Regions from separate parts of the Homo sapiens genome. Here regions 2, 3 and 4 are each linked to region 1. The links are chromatin loops, found by intact Hi-C in ENCODE. Cell type or tissue: GM12878. All regions are shown on one strand. Links, peaks and the distances in the headings refer to the core of each region. The heading gives the core; the rest is flanking DNA.

Region 1 (5,237 bases), core at 695-4,694:
TACATTCCCACATCAAAGATTATTGACTAGGCAGCTATCTGTGGATCCAAATAAATCATTAAATTCAGCCAAGCCCTGAGGCAGCATAGATCATTGGTAGAGCACATTGCTTAGGACCTAAATGAAATAGACCTATGTTCAACACATTTGTTGAGGGGTGGAAGGGGGAGAGAAAAGACCTGTAAATCCTGCTCAGATTTAAAGAAAAATAAAATAAACATTTGAAGATCCAAGTATATCTCTGTGTCCTGACTTGGTATCTTTGAAGCAATGAGAGAACTCAATTTGAAAAAGTCCACCCAAGAGCAGACTTATGGTAGGTTTCCTTAACCCTCCCATGGATAGACACACCGGATGTGCAGCTACTACTACGTTTTTTAGAGATGCCCCATTTGGGTCACACAGGAAAATGTGCTGTTTCCCATGTCCTGAGAACATAGTAGTAGAGAGAGCTCCATGTCAACATAGCTCATTAGACCAATTAAGAGTATGACAGGGAGGAGGATATGGGAGAAGGATGTCCTGCTACACTGCATGTGGCTGCACATGTGTGCTGTCCCCAGAGGGAGGCACAATAGCAGCATGGACCCAGCAACTATGTAGGAAAATACATGCCTGAGAGCTATGGATGCCCCCAGGTGATTCTATCATCTGTTCCTTTTTATAATAATTCCTCTCTCATCTTTTAAGTTTTGTAAGAATTCATCAAACAATATGTACTAGCTCCTGGAAAGGTATAGGGTTATAAAATTTTAAAAGTGCAGTTTATGCCCCTAGCTTAGTAGAAAATTAAAGATTTCAGGGTCTTCCATATGTAAAAGCTCTACCTCTAAGCCACATCAATTTATTCTTTCTGATATGTACATTATTGTTTACATGTAGAAAAATTTGTGAAGCATTATATATTAGAGTGGGAAGATATGTTTTGAAACCTAACTTGGCTGTCATACAATTTTGCATGATCCATATTCTAATAATAATTAGTGAGGGTCTATTGAAGATCTATTTCTTTTTTTTTTTTTTTTTTTTTGTGATGGAGTCTCGCTCTGTCGGCCAGGCTGGAGTGCAGTGGTGCGATCTCGGCTCACTGCAAGCTCCACCTCCCAGGTTCATGCCATTCTCCTGCCTCAGCCTCCCTAGTAGCTGGGACTACAGGCACCCGCCAACACACCCGGCTAATTTTTTGTGTTTTTAGTAGAGACAGGGCTTCACCGTGTTAGCCAGGATGGTCTCGATCTCCTGACCTCGTGATCTGCCCACCTCAGCCTCCCAAAGTGCTGGGATTACAGGCGTGAACCACAGCGCCCGGCCTGAAGATCCAAGTACTCTGGCTTCCTTTAATTCTGCCCACAAATCTCTGATACAGATTGTTTTACTTTACATTTAATAGATAAAGTAAAAAGTTTTAAAAAACCTATTTAGGTGAGCAAAGGAAAATACCTTGCCCAAGATCACAGAGTAAAATATCTAGATTAGGAATTGTGATAGTCACATGCTATACCATATTAAGAATGTATATATACACATACATTTATATATACATACAAATCAAAAATATTTTCACTTGATACTTTAAAACTTACCTTTAAAATGTTATATAGGCAAACATTCTATTTGAGTACATGCTTAGCATATGTTTATGTTAACATTATTTGAAATAATTATTCAGTAGTAGCTAACTAAACATAGTGTTTTAAAGTCTTCAGAGTATTTTTACATGTACTGTCATATTCCATGCCAAAAACTTACTACTAATAATAATTACTTTTTATCATTAAGAATTTTGCTAGGCTAGAGCATGCTAAATTAATCAAAGCAGATTTGATCTTCACATTTCACAAAGGAAGTAACTAAGAACCTACGACCTAAAATAACCTGCCCAAGATGACAGGGCAAATAAGCAGCAGCACCAGCACAGGCTCTAATCCAAATCTTCCGGCTTCGAGGCATGTGTGCATGGGAATATATGAGTGAATAGAGATTTGATATGTTATGGAATTTATACACTTGATCACCTTTCTCAGCCAGCAAGAGATGTATCAGAAATTACTATAAGCCTGGAAAATAGCTTGTACCCACTAAAATGTTGTATAAAATGTTTAAAACTCAACAACAGCATGGATCTTAGAAGTTTCCATTTCTGCTGCACACTTTAGTCATGAGCTTTCCCTTTACCGTGGAAAGCAGTAGCATTCTGAGTCAGATTAACTGTCTACATGTGAAACCAACACAGAATCGGGTATCCTCACCCCCTCTCCTAGGCCACTTCTGTAAAAGTCTGGGAATTAAATGTTTTTTTGTACATAGTTTCTTTTATTATGTGAAATCATGAGTTACTGCGAAAACAGGCAACTGAAAGCATAATATATTATCTGTTTAGATTTAGGACGCATCAGAGTATAAGTGCTATCTAAGCCAGGTTGTATTTATCTTATATTGGCCAACAAAAACAGCTGCTTCAGTACTTGAACCCATGGTTTTGGCTCCGTAGCTCTTTTAGTCAAATCAGGTAAATCCCTAATAAGATCAAATAACTGGCTTAATCATGGAATGAACATAGTAAAATTAAAATGTTGATTAACAAAATATCTATCATATGAGAAGCCACATGCATCATACCCATAACCTATATTGCGCTATTTTCATAAACAAGCGATTTAAACAAAGACGTTAGAGGAGCACAGTAACATCAAGGAAACAAAAAAAATTACATAACATTTAGATAAATACCTGTTCTGTCCTGGCATGCAAATTGAGTAGGGATAGAGTAGTTACACAGACTGTGCATTCTGCAGTCTGGCTATGGTCTGCTTGGAACTGCAACCGTGTTTTAATGGCAAATTCAGAGGGATGGAATGTATATTGCAAGCTTGACTTTTCTAATAATCTTTGCTCTGCTCTAACATTCCTGACTTCTATGGTAGTGGTAGCGTTTTATATTTTACAGAGTGAGATCATTTTAAAAATACTGTTATGCAGGCAATTAAGATTAAAGCCAACTTCCCCTTCACACTCTCAAGTAATATGCTTCTGTATCCAAAAGATAAGAACTTGAGAAATGACTCACTGGGACAGGCCAATGGGCCTAGAGTCCAGAAATCTGTCTCTGACAGTGACAGCAAAGGGTTTTTTAGGGGATTGCATGGTTACCCACCATGACATTACCCTGAAGAAGCAGGAAGTGTATATTAAGAACACCTGATGACCTTTAACAATCTGTTATGAATCTGACATCAAAATGTATCTAATCCTTTGTGAACTTATACATTCATTTGGCTTCTGATGCCTTTACTGCATCAGGCAGCCTAGGAGTAGGAGTCAAACATCCTTTGTTTCAATACAAACTGTTTCACTGCTGGTTGAATGAACTTGGGGAAATCCTTTTACTTCTCACAGCCTCAGTTTGTTTATCTGTAAAAAGCAACCGTAACTGTCCTGCCTACATAATCAAATTTCAAAAAGTTATTGTAAAGAACAAGTGAGAAAATTAACATAAAATGCAATGATCCAGATTTAAAAGTAACATTCTAATTACCTTACAGAATTCCCAGGCTCATCTCCCATAGCAAGTTACTGACTACTTGGAAGAGGTCATGGACATCTAAAAGGTGGAGTTCTCACTAGGCCATTCCTCTTTCAGATAATTAAGAATATTACATAAGAGCAGACAAACAGCTATATTCTTTGAATAGACAATTGTTAGTTTATATCACTCAGGAAATACAGTCTCATCTTTGCCTTTTTGTTTCTAAAAATAAAAATAATTGATTCAAAAATAATATTAAACACTTACTATGTCCATAGGCTACTGTTCTGATGACAAGTAGAGTTTACATTGTTTTATATGCCTATATTTACCGCTGATTTTAGAACTGGAACTCAATGTGGTTTTTAAGATTCAGAAACTGTTTCTTCATATGTTTGTTTGTGTCTCAAAAAATCTAAAATTTCTGGGAAGAATAACTGAGTCTTCCAGAAACCATGTTGTTTTTCTACAAGGAAGAATTAAAAGTTATACCATAAAATATATAGCTAAAAAAGGAACAATTCAGTGTGTGAGAAAAAAGAAATAAAGATGTAGAAGAAATTTGCCCTCAAAGAAAAATATACATGATCCAATCAATTTCCAAAAGATTATGATGATTCAAGTCATTAAACAAATTATCAAAATTTCAAATATTTTGAACCAGTTAAAGGCTCTTTTGCCTTCTTCAAAGCAGTTCCCAATTTGTAATTTTCTATCAGTTATCCACACTTTACCATTTCTGACATGTACTGACCTTTCCATATTAATAACTTCTTTACTGGATTTACAATTTTGCTAATACAGCTGTCAGGACTGTGTTTTTGTAAGATGTGAGGATGAGAGAGGTCAGCAGTTTCAGTAACACACTTTTTAGTAAGATCATGAATTTGTAAAGATGGTACAGAAGTACAGTTGCCTTTTCCAGATAATTTAAACTGGGAAATGCGATAGGAGACAGTGGGACATTGCAGATTAATGTATCTTAAGGAGCTCAAAGAGCAGATTTAGGGAGAAAGGAAGATTAAAAATTCCTGGAAGATGAAGCTTCTACTCCTTCAAAGACGTAAGAAAAAATACTCCCCAAAAAGTCTCTTTTTCACTTGTACCTTTACCAAGATCATTACTTTTTTAAAAGTCAGGTACAGTATTGTGCCCCCAAATGACCTACTCTGTAATTCCACTTTGCTAATGATCATTCTTCTCCACTTTTATTGAAACATTCATGAGGTAAACTCAGGAAGATAACAGGGGAATTCCTCTGAAGCCTGCACGGTGCTTTCAGTGTTTTAAGTGACACTCTATTAAGCCATCCTGTGTGATGGGTCAACATACTACATCTGAAACAATTCGATTTTAGACATGCTAACTGCTTTATCGCATCTTGCAGTCTCTAACCAAGTAGCATTTAGCTTCATCATTGTAGTCTCTTCATTTATTTTAAGACCAAGTCACAAGAACAACCTTACCTGATTTTAATTGCTCTGCCCAGTCTCTAAAATATTTGTAATTGTTATACATTTGAATCAAATTTATTAACAGACATATGGTTATAATAGAGAAATCACTCCAGCTGGTGAAGCCCCATGCTAAGCTGACAATAATTTGATCATTTGCAAATCATTGTTACTTGAATGTTTTCTTAGTACAGCTTAATTATGACTCGGCTCAGTCCAAAGTACAATTCACTTCCTGGGAAAAAAAAGAAATTGAA
Region 2 (5,237 bases), core at 415-4,414, 180 kb before region 1:
TTCACCGAAACAGAAGTTTTTAAAGTCTATGGAAAGAATGGAAACAAAAGAAGAGAAAACATGTAACATAAAAGATAGCATTTCAAAGGAGTCATGCTAATAAGCTCGACAATATTCAAATAAAACTGGTCCCTGTTCAGGGTCAAGTTTTACAAAGAGCATCCATGTAACTGATGGATAGGTTAACTCAAACAAAGGCCCTGGGCCTGGGTCTAAAAATCTCTTTTACTGGAGAAGAACTCCACGATGCCATAGAATTACAGTACACTGCCTACTAGACTCATCTGGCCCACAATCACCTCTAAGAGAAAACCTGTGAGAGGGGAAATTCAGAAAAAGAAAAAGAGTCAACGAGAATATCAAGGCAATTGGGATGGTGCAGTTCTTCCAACTGAAATTTTCTTTCATAAGCTCATTTATAACTGTGTGTGTTTGGTTGTTTTTCTGAAGTGTTTTCTTATAATTTTCAGGAAATAACCAGATAAAAAACTGAAATGTAAGCAATAGGCAGCAGACAATTTGTAAAATATTTCTGTCATAGTAAGTTCCATTGTACATAGAGATCTCTGAAGAGTACCATTGGCCACAGGATTTAGTAATGACTTATTAAAATAGTTTGTGGAAACAAAATAATAGACTATTAATCAATACAAAGGTATGAATCTGAACTATGGATTAAGCTGAGTTTGTGGGGTTGTTGAAATGATATTATATTATACCAGCTGAAAATACATATGTGAATTCCTATGTATTCTTAAAATCAGCCCTAAAGTTGACATTCAATAAGATAGGAAAAGTTTATGTCTGTATAGGTGAAGAACCATGAGTCTTTTTACAGAGATTATCAGTCACTATACCTTAATTGTAAAATCAGTTACAGGAATAAATAAGATTCTGTGAATAATCAACAATTAATGATCAAAAATTATTTTCTAATATTCTTCTTTCCTTAGTCAAATAAATCACCAACTCCTATCAGGTCTATATTTTTAAAATGTCTTGGTTTCTTCACCTCTGCTTTATCTACCTACCACTGTTCAGTCCATATATAAATTATATTATACCTGAGATATTATATAAACCTGACTATGCTATTATCTGTTCATAGTCCTTAAACTTCCATTCCTTTTGGAAAAGAAAATAAAAAGGAAAAAAATATTTAGCCTGGTATGGAGTATAAGAGCTGTTATGTTGTAGCTCCTAGGTGTGTCTCTCTCATCTCACCTCTTGCCATTCTCATCTTACACACCTGCATTCCAGGAACATAAAATTATTCAACAACTGCTTTATTGAATGCCTATTATGTACTAGGCTGAGTATATGGTGGTTCTTGTCCTCAAATTCATTTCTTCTAGAAAGCACAGAAAAGATAGTAAATTATAATTGTAACTTTTCAAGAAAGCTACACAGCAAAAATAAATGGCAATATAATACAAAATAATCAGTAAGGGCCAGGTGCAGTGGCTCATGCCTGTAATTCCAGCACTGTGGGAGGCCAAGGCGGGCAGATCATCTGAGGTCATGAGTTTGAGACCAACCTGGCCAACATGGCGAAACTCTGTCTCTACTAAAAAAATACAAAAATTAGCCAGGTGTGGTGGTGGGCGCTTGTAGTCCCAGCTACTTGGGAGGCTGAGGCACGAGAATCACTTGACTCTGGGAGGTAGAGGTTGCAGTGAGCAGAGATGGCGCCACTGCACTCCAGTCTGGGTGACAGAGTGAGACCAAAAAAAAGAACAAAAGGAAATAATCATAATAGGGGGCTTGGGTAGTATTCATTCAGAGAGAAGGAGTTTGTAAGGTCTCTGCAAATGAGAGATATCTGAGTCAAGATATGCAGTTTGAGAAGGAGCCGGCCATTTGAAGCACCAAGGACAGGTTGATTCACATAGGGGAAACAGAAAGGAAAGAATCTAAGATGAGGCAAGAGGTGCCTAGACTAGGATGAACAAGTGGTCTCATATAGGAGGTTCTTAGAGACACAGGGAGTTTCAGGTCACATAAAGACTTTCAGGCTCTGATGAAGAATTTAGATTTTATACCAAGTATAGATAGATTTAAGCAGGAAGTGACATGAAAAACTTTCTAAATATTTCACAGTAGCCACAATGTAGAGGATGTGGTAGATCTGGAAAGGTAGTAAAAACACCACTCTCTGCTCTCTGTACTTCTCTACTTATTCCTGCCTGATCACGACTATTTATGGCCAGGAGACTGACATAAGTCCAAGAGCATTCACTTACCCAAGTGACTCACTGGGGACTTTGAACCTGAAAGAGAGAGAGGAACCAAGGGAGAACAGTTCTGATATACCCTGCAGAATGTGCTTTGCACCTTGGAGGCTCCTGGAGTGTAATAGACATGACAGCCTGCTCCACCTCAGCCATGTACCATGGCTTATTGCTTGAGGTTTCATGAATCTCTGATCCAGTAACTTTCTCAATGGACCAGTGAAGAAAATAACAATACCAGTAATACAGGTAAATAATAATAGCCACAATTAACTAAATGCTGCCCACAGGCTAGGTATTTGTGATGGACACTGTATTAGTCTGTTCTCATGCTGCTAGTAAAGGCATACTCAAAACTGGGTAATTTATAAAGAAAAAGAGGTTTAAAGTACTCACAGTTCCATGTGGCTGGGGAGGCCTCACAATCACGGTGAAAGGCAAAAGGCACATCTTACATGGCGGCAGGCAAGAGACAATGAGAGCCAAGCAAAAGGGAAAACCACTTATAAAAACATCAGATCTCATGAGACTTATTCACTACCACGAGAGCAGTATGGGAGAAACAATCCCCATGATTCTATTATCTCCCACCAGGTTCCTCCCACAACAAGTGGGAATTATGGGAGCTACAATTTAAGATGCAATTTGGGTGAGGACACAGCCAAGCCACATCAGATACATTATCATCATTAGTGCTCTTATCAACTCTGCAATGTAGATAGTTTCTCCCACTTTCAAAATGATAAACTTTATGGGTCTGAGCAGATGTTGAATCTCAAGTGGTGAAGCCAGCATTCAAACTTCAGTCTTGCCTGATTTTAAAATCCATTTTCTTTTTATTACTTTTCCCAAACAAAGAAGGTTTTATTTGGATTTTTGTTATAGTTTTGTTTGCAAAACTCAATAATTTGACACTTTTTATTTCTCCCCTTAGTTTCTATAGCACTTAAATAAACAAAAATCTATCCCTAAAATTTTCATGTCCAAAAAATAAGCAAATAAATACAATTATAAGAAGTATAGAAAAAATTAATAAAAAAATTGAAAAATAACACATCTCCCCGACATTAAAATAAAACGTTAATAACAAGAAAAAGGAGATCAATAAGTGGTTTGGTCTAATTTGGTTCTCCCTGGATGGACAGCACCAGGTGGCAAGAAAATGCCTTAAAGTAGATGAGTGTCATGCTTCCCTCCCTGAACTTAGGCTGCCTTGTCAGTGTAGTCACCTGGAATGGCTTCCAAACGGAGCTTATGTACAACAGGAACAAAAATGAAGTCCCTTAGGGTTGAAGCTAAAGGCCAACGTATGCTCTAAAGTGTTTCAAAACTGGTCATGGTGCTTCTGGTCTTGAGAACATCCCTGACAAGGTGGGAATGAAGGCTGCATGCTCTGGTCATAGGTGCCGATGGGGCTTCCATCACCTCCAGTGTCATTGGGCACCTAAAGAGTGTGCAGCAGGCCGGGCACGGTGGTTCACGCCTGTAATCCCAGCACTTTGGGAGGCCGAGGCAGGCGGATCACGTGAGGTCGGGTGTTCGAGACCAGCCTGACCAAAATGGAGAAACCCCGTCTCTACTAAAATTACAAAATTAGTCAGCTGTGGTGGCTCATGCCTATAATCCCAGCTACTCAGGAGGCTGAGTCAGGAAAATCGCTCGAACCCAGGAGGCGGAGGTTGCAGTGAGCCAAGATTGTGCCATTGCCCTCCAGCCTGGGCAACAAGAGCAAAGCTCTGTCTCAAAAAAAAAAAAAAAAAAAAAAAAAAAAAAAAAAAAGAGTGTGCAGCATAATTGAAGTTCTAGAGCCAGACTTTAGACAAGGCAATAGTCCTACAAACACTCCCTGGCTATTTGCCATCTATCTAAAGCTACTCCTAGCTTCCATTTTTTAAATATTTCATTATTGAAGAATCAGAGCAGCAAAGTCAAATGTCTCATAGCACTCATAGCAGATAATTATTTTGCTAGGTGACGGTGGCAGCCTCAGCAGAGGGAAAACAGGAATGACTTATTAACATTTTTAGATGATTGACGACAGGTGTCTTCATTTTGGCAAGGGAAACTTTTAGTCAACTGAAAAGGCATGGGCTTTGGAGTCAGACTACTAGATTTCAATGAGGACTTTTGAGCTATGCTGTGACCTTAGCCAGGTTAATTTAATTACACTAATTTGCAAAATCTCATGTTTACAAAAGGAGAATAGGTAGTTTATAACATAAGAAACGGTGTATAACATATAGATGGTGCTCAATAAATATTTGTTTTATTTTTTCTTCTTCTTTAAGTAGTTTCTTGTAGCAAAAGAGAGTTTAGCCATGGAAGCCTGCTTATTAAATGAAGTATGTTGAAAAAAAAAAGAAACCACTAAGGAACCATGTGTCCTTCACCAACTCATTTAACACCTCTTAGTCTTAGTTTCAACATTTTTCAGAGAAAATTATATCCCCCAAAAGCAATTATAGAACAAAAGATAAGAATAATTATGATTCACATGATCTTTATTCAGAGATTATTACTCATAGAGCTTGAGAAAAAAATGTTGAAAAGCCAGGTACTTTGATTATTATAATGTTCTCATATTTCTTACTGGGCCTATGAAATACCAAAAATAAACACTAAAGATAAAAGATATTTGAAAGCAGTGCTATTCCTTTGGAAGTTACTTCCTTCCAAAATTTAAGAGGATTCTGATGTTCCCTTAGATTACTTTTTGTGAGAATTGTTTTTATAGAGATACATATGTACATGATTCTTAGCTATTAGTACTAAAATGTGTTTTCTCTCTGAGATATAAATGATGTTCAAAGGCCAATCACTCTGCACAAATGTCACCATTCTCAAGATTGATTTAGCATTTCTTCAACCTGCAACAGATTCTTAAATCAGTAATACTTGGAGACACCATGCACATCAAATGTACTAGTGGAACGCTTACAAAATCAATGAATGGTAGTCTTGTGAGTCTTGTTATGTCTATTTTATTGATTGAGTTTTTATTATATC
Region 3 (5,237 bases), core at 398-4,397, 150 kb after region 1:
AAATAAAAATTATTTAAAATATTAAAAAAATCAAATTCTAAACAATTGCTACAATTGCAGTTGAGTTTTCAATTAGCTTACTCCTATTATTTACTCTTAAATAAACATTGTATTCTATGCAGTCATTTTAAAGTAGAAAACACTAATCATGTTTGGATGTGCAATAAGCCCAAGCGTATCATTACACCATTAACAGAGAATGTATATTACCCATCACCAGTAACCATGCCACAGCAGGTGAGTTGCTGGACTTTCTCTGAAAGCATTCTTGCTCTTTCTCTAGGAAACTAACATCATGGTTACCTTTTTTCCCCACAGTCTGTATTACCTAAGTATATCAAGTCATTGATTAATTAATTATTAATAAGTAAGGTGGTATTATGAATTAGATGGTGATTTTGAGAGCATTTGGTATAAATTCACTAGAGAATTTTGGATTTCCCAGGGCATGGTATGCAAATCACTCTTTGTAGTTTTCTGAAGAATATAGAAACATAAGGAAAACTGGGGAAAATATGCCACTTCATCATCACCTGAGTCAATGCACAGTTCCTCCCAAATGCAAGATCTCATGAATCATGGTAGAAGTTGGAAAATTTGGTTTTGGCCTGAGCAAGTTCTCTGTCAAATATAAAATTATAAAGTGGATGTGTTCTCTTCAACTATGTGTTGGCTTTTCAAAGATTCTAATAATCTTCCCCTCAACATATTGGTCATGCCCAAGTATTGCATAGATGGGAGGTCTAGAAGGAGTCAACTGGTCTAAGGTTTATGATAATGGTCACAAACGGCAGGGCATCCCCATCAGCCTTACAAGCTTATCTCGTTGGATTGCACTAGTTGTGCCCAGGGGTGGTGAAAGGAAAGGGTACTGAGGAGCTGAGGTAGGAGGAAATTTTCCCTGCATCCTCCTCTCTCATCATGTCCCAGCACATGGGCCTCCTGAACAATCTCTTGTATCTACAGCTTGATAATGCCAAACTAACTGGTCTATGAGAATCCCGTCTATGCTCTTGCTGTGTCACCCAGGCTGGAGTGTAGTGGCGTGATCATGGCTCACTGATGCCTTGACCTCCTGGACTCAAGCGATCCTCACACCTCAGCCTTCTCATGCCAGATTCTTTTTCTTTACTTTTTCTCTCTCCCTTTTTTGTTTGCTTGTTTGTTTATTGTTTGTTTGTTAGAGACAGGGTCTCCTTATGTTTCCCAGACTGGTCTCAAACTCCTGAGCTCAAGCCATCCTCCTGCCTCCACCTCCCAAAGTGTTCACATTACAGGCAGAGCCACCACACCCAGCTACTATCACTATTTACTTACTCCTGAATTATTCCCAAACTATCTCCCAAATCTCTAAAGGACTAGAGAGAAATTAACCCACTTCTGTGGCTTGTACATACATAGTCATACTAATCCCACCTCTGTCTGCTCTCTTTAACTTTCTAGATATCACTGAAGATGAGGAGCCATGTCCCTGAGCAGCCACACACACTTTCCAACTATGGCCTGCACCCAACTTCCTCTTATTTGCTTCAGTTATTATGTGCACCTTTTGCATTTTGCCACTTAAAATGTTGTTCCAAATTGGGGATTTTGAGGATGAGTTACACAGTCTCTCTTTTCTGGGAACTTTGCTCCCTCCAATGTGATTCATATGACTGTGGAGGAAGGCTCCCAGCAGTCATGTTTGTTCCCTGGGATAGTACATGCTGGGCACAACTGTTAGCTCAGGGTGGGCACCTGACCCAATTAGGATAGTCAGAGTCCCTTCTCTTAAACTCTGTGAATAGCACGAAGAGATGGTCTCCTCAGCTGAAGGAACTTTCTTAGGCAGAAGACAAGGAAAACTTGTCAGCTATGTGGGCACCTTATTTTCTGCATATTGGCCAGGAAGCTCATAAAACTGGGCCTGAGGAATAGAGGGAGAAGACTGAAGTGACCATGCAGAGAAGAGAGAGAGAAAGAGAAAGAGAGGAAGACACTGGGCTCTTGTGTGCTTCTGGCACAGAAGAAGTGCTCAATAAATATCTGTTAAATGAACGCATGAACAAATGTGAGAATGACTCCAAACAGCTGTTCATACCCTGACTCCAAGATCTTCCTAAGGTCTGTGAGGAATGCATTATATTAAAATAACAATAAGCTTTCCATTTTAGTTAGGTCACTCTTTTCCTTTTATCCAAAAAACTAAAGAAGAAATATAGTTTGTTCCTATACATCCACTAAGGTCAAACTCAGCTAAAGAAATCAATGTGGTAACATTTACAAATCCCTTTCAATTTCAAGTCCATAAAATAGGCAATTTGCTTCTATATGACTTTACACATTAGCACCAAACATTCTGAAATTTGGCTTGAGAACATTTACCTACAGAGGAATCATACTGGGAAAATTACACACACACACACACACACACACACACACACACACACACAGAGTATATCCATCTTTATTATTTATGTAACCATTTGCTATCCCTTTCAAAAATAGAATGATATTGGTTAGAGGCAGTGTGGCACAGATCTTCTTCAAACTGAAGGCCTATAAAATGGCCATAGAATTGTCCTGTTTCTCTGATTAGATGTTTTAGGCATATTATAAGCATCATTCCCATCTTCTTGATATCCTATTATGTATAGGCCATACTGAGCATCACATGATAGCCTAGGACAGTGGTTTTCAATTTGGAATCATTTTGTCCCCAAGAGGACACTGGCAACATCTTGAAACATTTTTGCTTGTTGCAACCAGAGCAAGGAGGTGCTACTGGCACCTAGTGGGCAGAGGCCAGAGATGCTGCTAAACATCCTACCACTCACACACAGTACAGCCCTGAACAAAAAATTGTTTCCAAATGCAATAGTGCTAAAATTCAGAAATGTTGGTCCATGAACCACCCATCCTAAAGTCCTGGAATACAATTAAGCTAGGATAGGTGTACTGTTTGTGACAGGAACAGAGACTGACTGGCTGGTAGGACTTCCACAGAGTAGCTGAGGTGACATAACCATTAGCCAAGCACTTCAAAGAAATACAATAAGACCCCAAGGAACAACATAGCTAATAATATGTCCTCTACATAGATAACAGGAAAACCACCTGACAGACAGACAGACAGGCCATCACCAGTGCTTCTTCACAGAGATTCACTGAACCAGTTTCAACAAAGGTTTAAAGCTTCCTGAATCTTTCTCTCTACACAAAAAGCCACCACCACCACCAGAGAAAAAAGACTATTGTCAGCCACTTCTCTAACTTTGCTCTCACTCAAACACTCACAGAATATAATGCCCATTAGCAGTGGCATCTTCAAGCACAAAAGATGAATATAAGAGTGTCTGGGTATATTCCAGCTAATAATCTAGCAGAAAACAATGTCCAGCGGAGGGGAATTGTAGATGCAAGCATAATTCATACGCTCCTAAAGTATAAGCTTTAGAAAAATCCTGGATCTAATTACTAATATCATTGAGTGAAAATATTGCCAGAGTCTGCAGTATCTGTTCTGAATGAATTCCGTGTTGTTTAAAATCCAAGCACATTATTTAAAACTTTAGCATACCAACTTATGTTAATGACTGCATGTAACTTTAATTCAACCTGACAAACAGTTGGAAATAAAAGATAATTTAACAGCATTCTAATCAATAAACATTAATTATTTTTTCTTAGTTCTAGGCTGATTTTTTAGTGAATTAATGTAAACCCACCTACAAATGCATCTCACACAATGTCATCATATCATAAATCCATTTTATTAACCTGATAAATGTTTATCATCACAATTGCACTACAACACTAAAATAAACTAGGCCTTTCTTCATAGGCTCTGCATCAGCAATTTTCAAACCATAGGTCACAGAGCAATTGTTATGTATCTGCTAATCTATATTTGTGTGCAAAGCCCAGCCTTTGGAATGATGTCTCTCTTACGCTGATTTTTCCCCAAGCGTAGTTGCTGTTGTAATTAACAAAATAAACATTTTATTTAAAATTGTTGAATTAATACTAACATACCCTCCATTGATAGTTGGTCAAATCAATATTATTATCCACTGAGCAGACCATTTTTTGTTATTTTACAAATGAGTTCTTATCTTCAGAATGCTAAGAACCAGTATCCTGTGTGCTAGGAGAACTGAATTTCTGCTTATGTTCCTTGAATTTATGTAAAAAAAAAATGTCAGCTAACCATGGGATATTCCTTCTGATTCCACATTTGCTCACTGTGGCATTCATAGCACAGCTGTCCAAATCCACCTTGGAATTCATATTTTCCTCCAAGATCAAGGTTTAGTGTGCTTAGCTGTGGGCTTTGTTGATCCATTCCTCTTGAACTTCGTTTGGGCCCATAATTACATGCCCAATATAGAGAAAAATGTCAAGAAAGAAACAGATTTCAATTTCAAGCTTCAGAGGAGTTCTGATAATAAAAATGTGGTGAAAATGATGAAAACTACCTTGACTGATGTACTCTTGTTTTTAGGGACAATGTACTATATGGTGGCTGCGAGAAAGGATACGTGTCAATTCTGAGATTAGGCCTTTGCCAGGGGAAGTTGTCATTTTTCAAAAGGAAAAGCTCTTTTTGATGTAGGAAAAATGTCCAGCCATGCTACTTGCTATGCAAAAACAGTGGGATTGCTTTCTGCATGCCAGAAGCAGGGCAAAGGTACAACCCACCCACTGCCGGGGCCCATTAGCATCTTTTGTCATAATACATGGCAAATGGACCAGTAACTACCCACTGCCAATTAGAGTGATGATGAGCCAACCTAAAATAGGCAGGTGAGCAGACTAAGTGCCCCTGTGGTTTGCCAATTACCTAAATTATCTGCAGTAGTTTTAGTGCACAGCTACCATGAATACAAATACAAACCACTCTAGTATTCAGGGGAGTTAGGCACGGCTTGGTGTCAAAAAGCAGAGAGAAAATAAGCAGGATTTTCAGAAGCTGAGTTCTAACAATTGTGATATCCAGTTTCACCCAGATGAAATACTCTCCTGCATTTTGTTTGACAATTCTGTCTCCTCTAGGAAGGACTCCCAAAGCAATGAAGCATCAATTCTGTGCTCGATGTCACCAATCAATTGCACAAATCGCTCCCAGTGATTCTCACTAAATGGACATTGGAATGGATCTACAGCACTGAATGAAGAGTTAGTAGCAAAAGACCTCAACCAAATAAAACTACCTTTACCAGAAAAAAAAAAATCATTCATAGAGAGAAAACAAGAAA
Region 4 (5,237 bases), core at 409-4,408, 750 kb before region 1:
ACCTGACTTCAAACTATACTACAGGGCTATGGTAACCAAAATAGCATGGTACTGGTACAAGAAGAGATACATAGACAAATGGAACAGAAAAGAGAACCCAGAAATAAGACCACACACCTACAACTATCTGATCTTCGACAAACTTGATAAAAGCAATGGAGAAAGGATTCCTTGTTCAGTAATGGTGCTGGGATAACTGGCTAGCCGTATGCAGAAGACTGAAACTGGATGCCTTCCTTACACCATATACAAAAATCAACCCAAGATGGATTAAAGACTTAAATGTAAAACCCTGGAAGACAACCTAAGCAATATGATTCAGGACATAGGCCCAGGCAAAGATTTCATGATGAAGATGCCAAAAGCAATTGCAACAAAAGCAAAATTGGAAAATGGGATCTAATTAAACTAAAAAGCTCTGCACAGCAAAGGAAACTATCAGTAGAGTAAACAGACAACCTACAGAATGGGAGAACATTTTTGCAAACTATGCATCTGACAAAGGTCTAATATCTAGCATCCATAAGGAACTTAAACAAATTTAAAAGAAAAAAAATGGCCCCATAAATATAGGCAAAGTAAACGAACAGACACTTTTCAAAAGAAAACATACATGTGGCCAACTATCATGAAAAAAAAAGCTCAACATCACTGATCATTAGAGAAATGCAAATCCAAACCACAATGAGATACCATCCAACAGCAATCAGAATAGCTATTATTAAAAAGTCAAAAAATAACAGATGTTAGCAAGGTTGTAGAGAAAAATGAATGCTTTTACACTGTTGGTGAGAATGTAAATTAGTTCAAACCATGTGGAAGACAGTGTGGCAACTCCTCAAGGACCTAAAGCCAGAATTACCATTTAACCCAGAAATCCCATTACTGGGTATATACCCAAAGGAATATAAATCATTCCATTATAAAGACATATGCATGTTTATGTTCATTGCAGCACTATTCACAAGAGCAATGACATCTAATCAACCCAAATGCCCATAAATGACAGATTGGATAAAGAAAATGTGGCTCACATACACCATGGAATACTATGCAGCCATAATAAAGAAGCACATCATGTCCTTTGCACGGACATGGATGAAGCTGGAGGCCATTATCCTTAGCAAACTAACACAAGAACAGAAAACCAAATAGCGCATGTGCATATTAATAAGTGGGAGCTAAATGACGAGAACACATGGACACATAGCGGGGAACAAAACACCCTGGGGAGTTTTGGAGGGTGGAGTTGGGGAGGAGGGAGATAATCAGGAAAACAACTAATGGGTACTAGGCTTAATACCTGGGTGATGAAATAATCTGTATAACAACCCCCACGACACAAGTTTACCTATGTAACAAACCTGCACTTGTACCCCTGAAATTAAAAGTTAAAAAAAAATTAAAGTAGAATTCAAAATTTCAGAAGATAGGCTGTGGCAAATTTCCTATCTTTTTAGTGCTATTCCTCAGATTATCATTTTATTATTTTTAAATTTATACTCATATTCACAGAAACACATGAAAACATTATAATCAGTTGTATAAATGTAAAGTTTTTCATCAAGAATTTAAAAAATTGTTATATTACTCCTACTATATTACAATAGATACAGAGTAAGATTGAAAAGTAGGTGGTAGCCATAGTAGAAGGTCACAAATCAATATTATCTTCCCCATAATATAAGTTTACACCTATTCAAGAGAAAGTTTAAAAATTGAAGACATAGACATCATGACCAATTAATTTATAAACTTGATTGAAATATAAGGACAAAAATCAAATAAATATACATAATTGCAAATAATAGCAATATGTACATTCAGCAGGTACAGTCACCAGCTTATCATCTGCTTCTCTTCTTCCCTGTTAGACTGCCTTAATATAGGAAAGAAGGTCTATTGAACAAACCAGACTGCATCTAATAAGTCCCCATGGTAGTGTGGCATTCCTGAAAATATAAAACTAAAACACAAAGTACTGCTAAATAATATTGCCTTGGGGACTGGATTGGCAGAAATTCTGCCTCATTAAAGTAACATTAAAAGTTAATTTAAAAGTCCCAACATGCAGTTTTATTCAATACCTAATATAGTGGAAATAAAACCCATTTCTGTGCTGCTACAGTATTGGATACTATGTGGGCTTATGTGACAATGTTAGCTGATTATATCCTGATAAAATAATGGAAATATTAATATCATTTTCTTTTCACAATGGAATATTAAGTTATACACAGTTAAAATCTTCTAATTTTCTATAATATGAATAAGTATAATAATGTTCTTGTAATAGCATGTAAATGATGACGAATAGCATTATTCTGTTACAACACATAAACATAAACATTTAATAATACAGATGAAAGAATCACTAAGGAAAATTCTGCCTTATCTATTAAGTAATAGACTTGAGGAACTTTTGTATTTATGAAAATCATTAGCTTTATTTGCCAAATCAAATTATATTGGTTAAATATAATGGATTAACCAGTCAGCAAGTATATGAACTTAACTTCTATATCATGTATAGAAGTAATGCATAGACATTACTGTCAAATCAATTTATAGCTTTATTAAAAGATAGAAACAAAACGTGTTCAGAGTGTTTTTTGAATGCCATGTCATGAACAAAATGGTGTGAAATAGGGCCATGAGATTATCCTGCTCTCAAGATGCATATGATCTTATGAATAAAATAAAAAATAGAGGAAATATTTAATTAGAAAAGCAAAAGATGCCAACAATGTGTATTATTAAAATATGAAGTTTCAGCTAAAGTGATTAGGGACACTTTTTCATTTTGATCAGATCATGAAGAAGGAAAAGGGCATTGTATCAGTAGGAAACTGGTGAGAAACAGACACCACATTCAAATACAGGATTGAGTAGAGGGTCTATTAATAATGGTGTGAGCAGGATTAAGGAAAACCAGTAAGGAATGAGGCAATATTTTGGAAATAAAAACAGAGTGTCATTACTGGTTCCCATAACAAGGGAAGGAAACAGCATGTAACCAGAAAGAGGAAAATTAACATAGTTGTAGGATAGGACTACTTATTAGGAGCTTGCAATACTAGAAAGGTAGAGGAAAAAGTACCTTGAGCTTGCCCTCATTTCTGCTGGTAACTTTCATTAGTCAAAACCACTCGAACCTGGAGGACAAGAGAGACCACTATGATTCTAAAAAGGTTAGCCTCTCAAGATGGACAAGGGTGGAGGGTGGATATAGAAGAAAAAATAGAGAATATACACCACAGATATGAATGTCTATTATAGAAGCACATTAATATTGGAGGGCTGCTAACTTAAAATTGTATAAAATACCACATTGAATTTTTTCTTATAAACACAACAAGATAAATTTGAGCCAGATTATTCACCAATGATAAACAAAATCATATTGCCAGTACTCTAGAACCCTTTGTGTGCTCCTTTGTGATCACAGCCATAACTGATCCTGATTTTGAGATAATTTCTTCTTTCCATTTTTTGCTACCTATTCACATATCCTTAAGTAAGACCATTTAGCTTTGCTTGTTCTGGAAATGTTCATGATTTAAATCATTCCATCTACATATTTTTAAGTTTGTCATCTTGTACACAACATTTTGCTCTAAAGATTTATCCATGGTTTTGCATGTAGAAATAATTTGGTCACTTTCACTTTTGTAAATTATTCACTATCCTACAATTTATGTGTCTATTTATATACATTTGGGCTGTTTCTCTGGCTTTTAGCTATATAAAAATGTCACTCTGAGCATTTTTGCACATAGATTTTGATGAATACTTGCATAAGCTTCTCTGGAATACAAACCTCAGGTCATAGAGTTTGCATAGTTTTGTCTTTGTTAGATAATGCTAACTGTTTTCTAAAGCAATTGGCAATATATACTTCCACCAAGAATGTGTGAAAGTTTCCATAGCTTCATATCCACACCATGTGTTATTGTCCAACCTTTAAATTTTTGTCAATTTGATGGATGTGTAGAGTTATCTTTTGATAAACATAAGCTCTTAGTTTTAATGTAATATAACTTCTCAAGCAATGTGTTGTGGTTAATTCATCTTATATCTTGTTTGAGAAATCTTTACCCCAAGAGTCATGGAAATGTTATTCCATATTTTTTCTGAAAACCATTTTGGTTTGTCTTTCACACGGAGGCTTTTAATCGGTCTGAAATGATGTTTTGTGTGTGGTAATAAGGTCAGTGTGCAATTTTCTCTTTTTTTTTCTACTTTTTAAATAACCACTTTTTTTCTCCACTGATATGCAGTGTTACCTCTATTACATATCAGTAATTTATAGAAATATGGCCTTGTAATGAAGATTTTAATATGCTGAATCTTTACAAAAATAGATATAGGCTGGTATTACTCCCTGGTAGAAATGAGGAAACAGATTGATAAAGTTAACATCTTTCCAGTACCAAATGACTAATAAGAGACAAATTCAGGATTCTGATCCACGTTGTTCTAAATCCAAAATCAAAGCTCTTTCCACCATGACACTCTGAGAAGAGAGAACAAGGATTCTTTTTTCGGATATTATTTGATTGAATTATCTCCTTATAAATTCTGGTTCCTTTCTACATCAACTCTTAGTATATTCATTTGTGTTTCTTTCTCCCATCTAAACTTCTTGGTGTTAATCTCTACTTGTAGTTATCTATAGAATCTGAAAAAAACTTTTTTTCTATTCAGAAACTCCAAAAGTGCTCTCACTTTCCCAACCGTTTCATTTTGCTTTTGAGCTAATTCCTCAAAGTCAGTATGACTCTTGGTTGTATAATCAGTGAATTTACCTTCAATTGCTTTCCACTATTTTCTTCCATTACCTTTGTTTTCTCTAGCTTTGCTATAATTGCATACATCTTCCCAGTGGGCTACTTACTAATTTCTCAATGCCTAGGTCAATGTACATCACATATTAAGTGCTTGCCCTCCTTGTGCAGTGAATCCAGTTGTTCTAGAGTAACTGTTTCACTCACAGAAAGCTCCTCTGAGGCTAGTTCTAATTCCATGTTGGTATTTCAGGTATCGATAACATAATGAGAGATATATTTTAGTAGAGATGTTTTTCTGTTTTCCTCCAAAAGTCACAAGGTAAGTGAGTAAGCCTTCTTCCATATTTCAAAGTTAGCACTGGAAACAAGAACTGATTTTGGTCCCATTGTTGAAGAGCCCAGGAAATCTGTAAATTGACATAAGTTGTTACTAATACTGCATCAAGA

Evidence for each region. A loop is a pair of places that touch in the nucleus more often than their neighbours do. Peaks named below come from ENCODE experiments on the same cell type or tissue, not always from the same donor. Only the 100,000 strongest peaks of a DNase experiment are listed, where the experiment ranks them.
Region 2: it touches region 1 in a loop (2.1-fold over the local background); 1 of 110 quality-filtered maps calls a loop at or near these places.
Region 3: it touches region 1 in a loop (3-fold over the local background); 1 of 110 quality-filtered maps calls a loop at or near these places.
Region 4: a loop joins it to region 1, with 4 times the contacts of the local background. A loop is called at or near these places in 1 of 110 quality-filtered maps.

Annotation. Positions count from the first base shown.
Region 1 is chr6:91,480,564-91,485,800 of GRCh38, reverse strand. No RefSeq gene overlaps it. Among named protein-coding and RNA genes, the nearest start is that of MIR4643, 38 kb to the left of the region's middle. In GM12878, for the core only: no CTCF peak of the experiment used is centred there; a DNase peak (open chromatin) is centred at 3,130; H3K27ac peaks cover 2,837 bases.
Region 2 is chr6:91,661,505-91,666,741 of GRCh38, reverse strand. The region is part of intron 2 of CASC6 (cancer susceptibility 6); the gene reads left to right. Among named protein-coding and RNA genes, the nearest start is that of CASC6, 26 kb to the left of the region's middle. In GM12878, for the core only: no CTCF peak of the experiment used is centred there; a DNase peak (open chromatin) is centred at 2,181.
Region 3 is chr6:91,327,904-91,333,140 of GRCh38, reverse strand. No RefSeq gene overlaps it. Among named protein-coding and RNA genes, the nearest start is that of MIR4643, 190 kb to the left of the region's middle. In GM12878, for the core only: a CTCF peak has its summit at 2,783 (motif pointing left); a DNase peak (open chromatin) is centred at 2,730.
Region 4 is chr6:92,232,015-92,237,251 of GRCh38, reverse strand. No RefSeq gene overlaps it. Among named protein-coding and RNA genes, the nearest start is that of LINC02531, 490 kb to the left of the region's middle. In GM12878, for the core only: no CTCF peak of the experiment used is centred there; no DNase peak of the experiment used is centred there.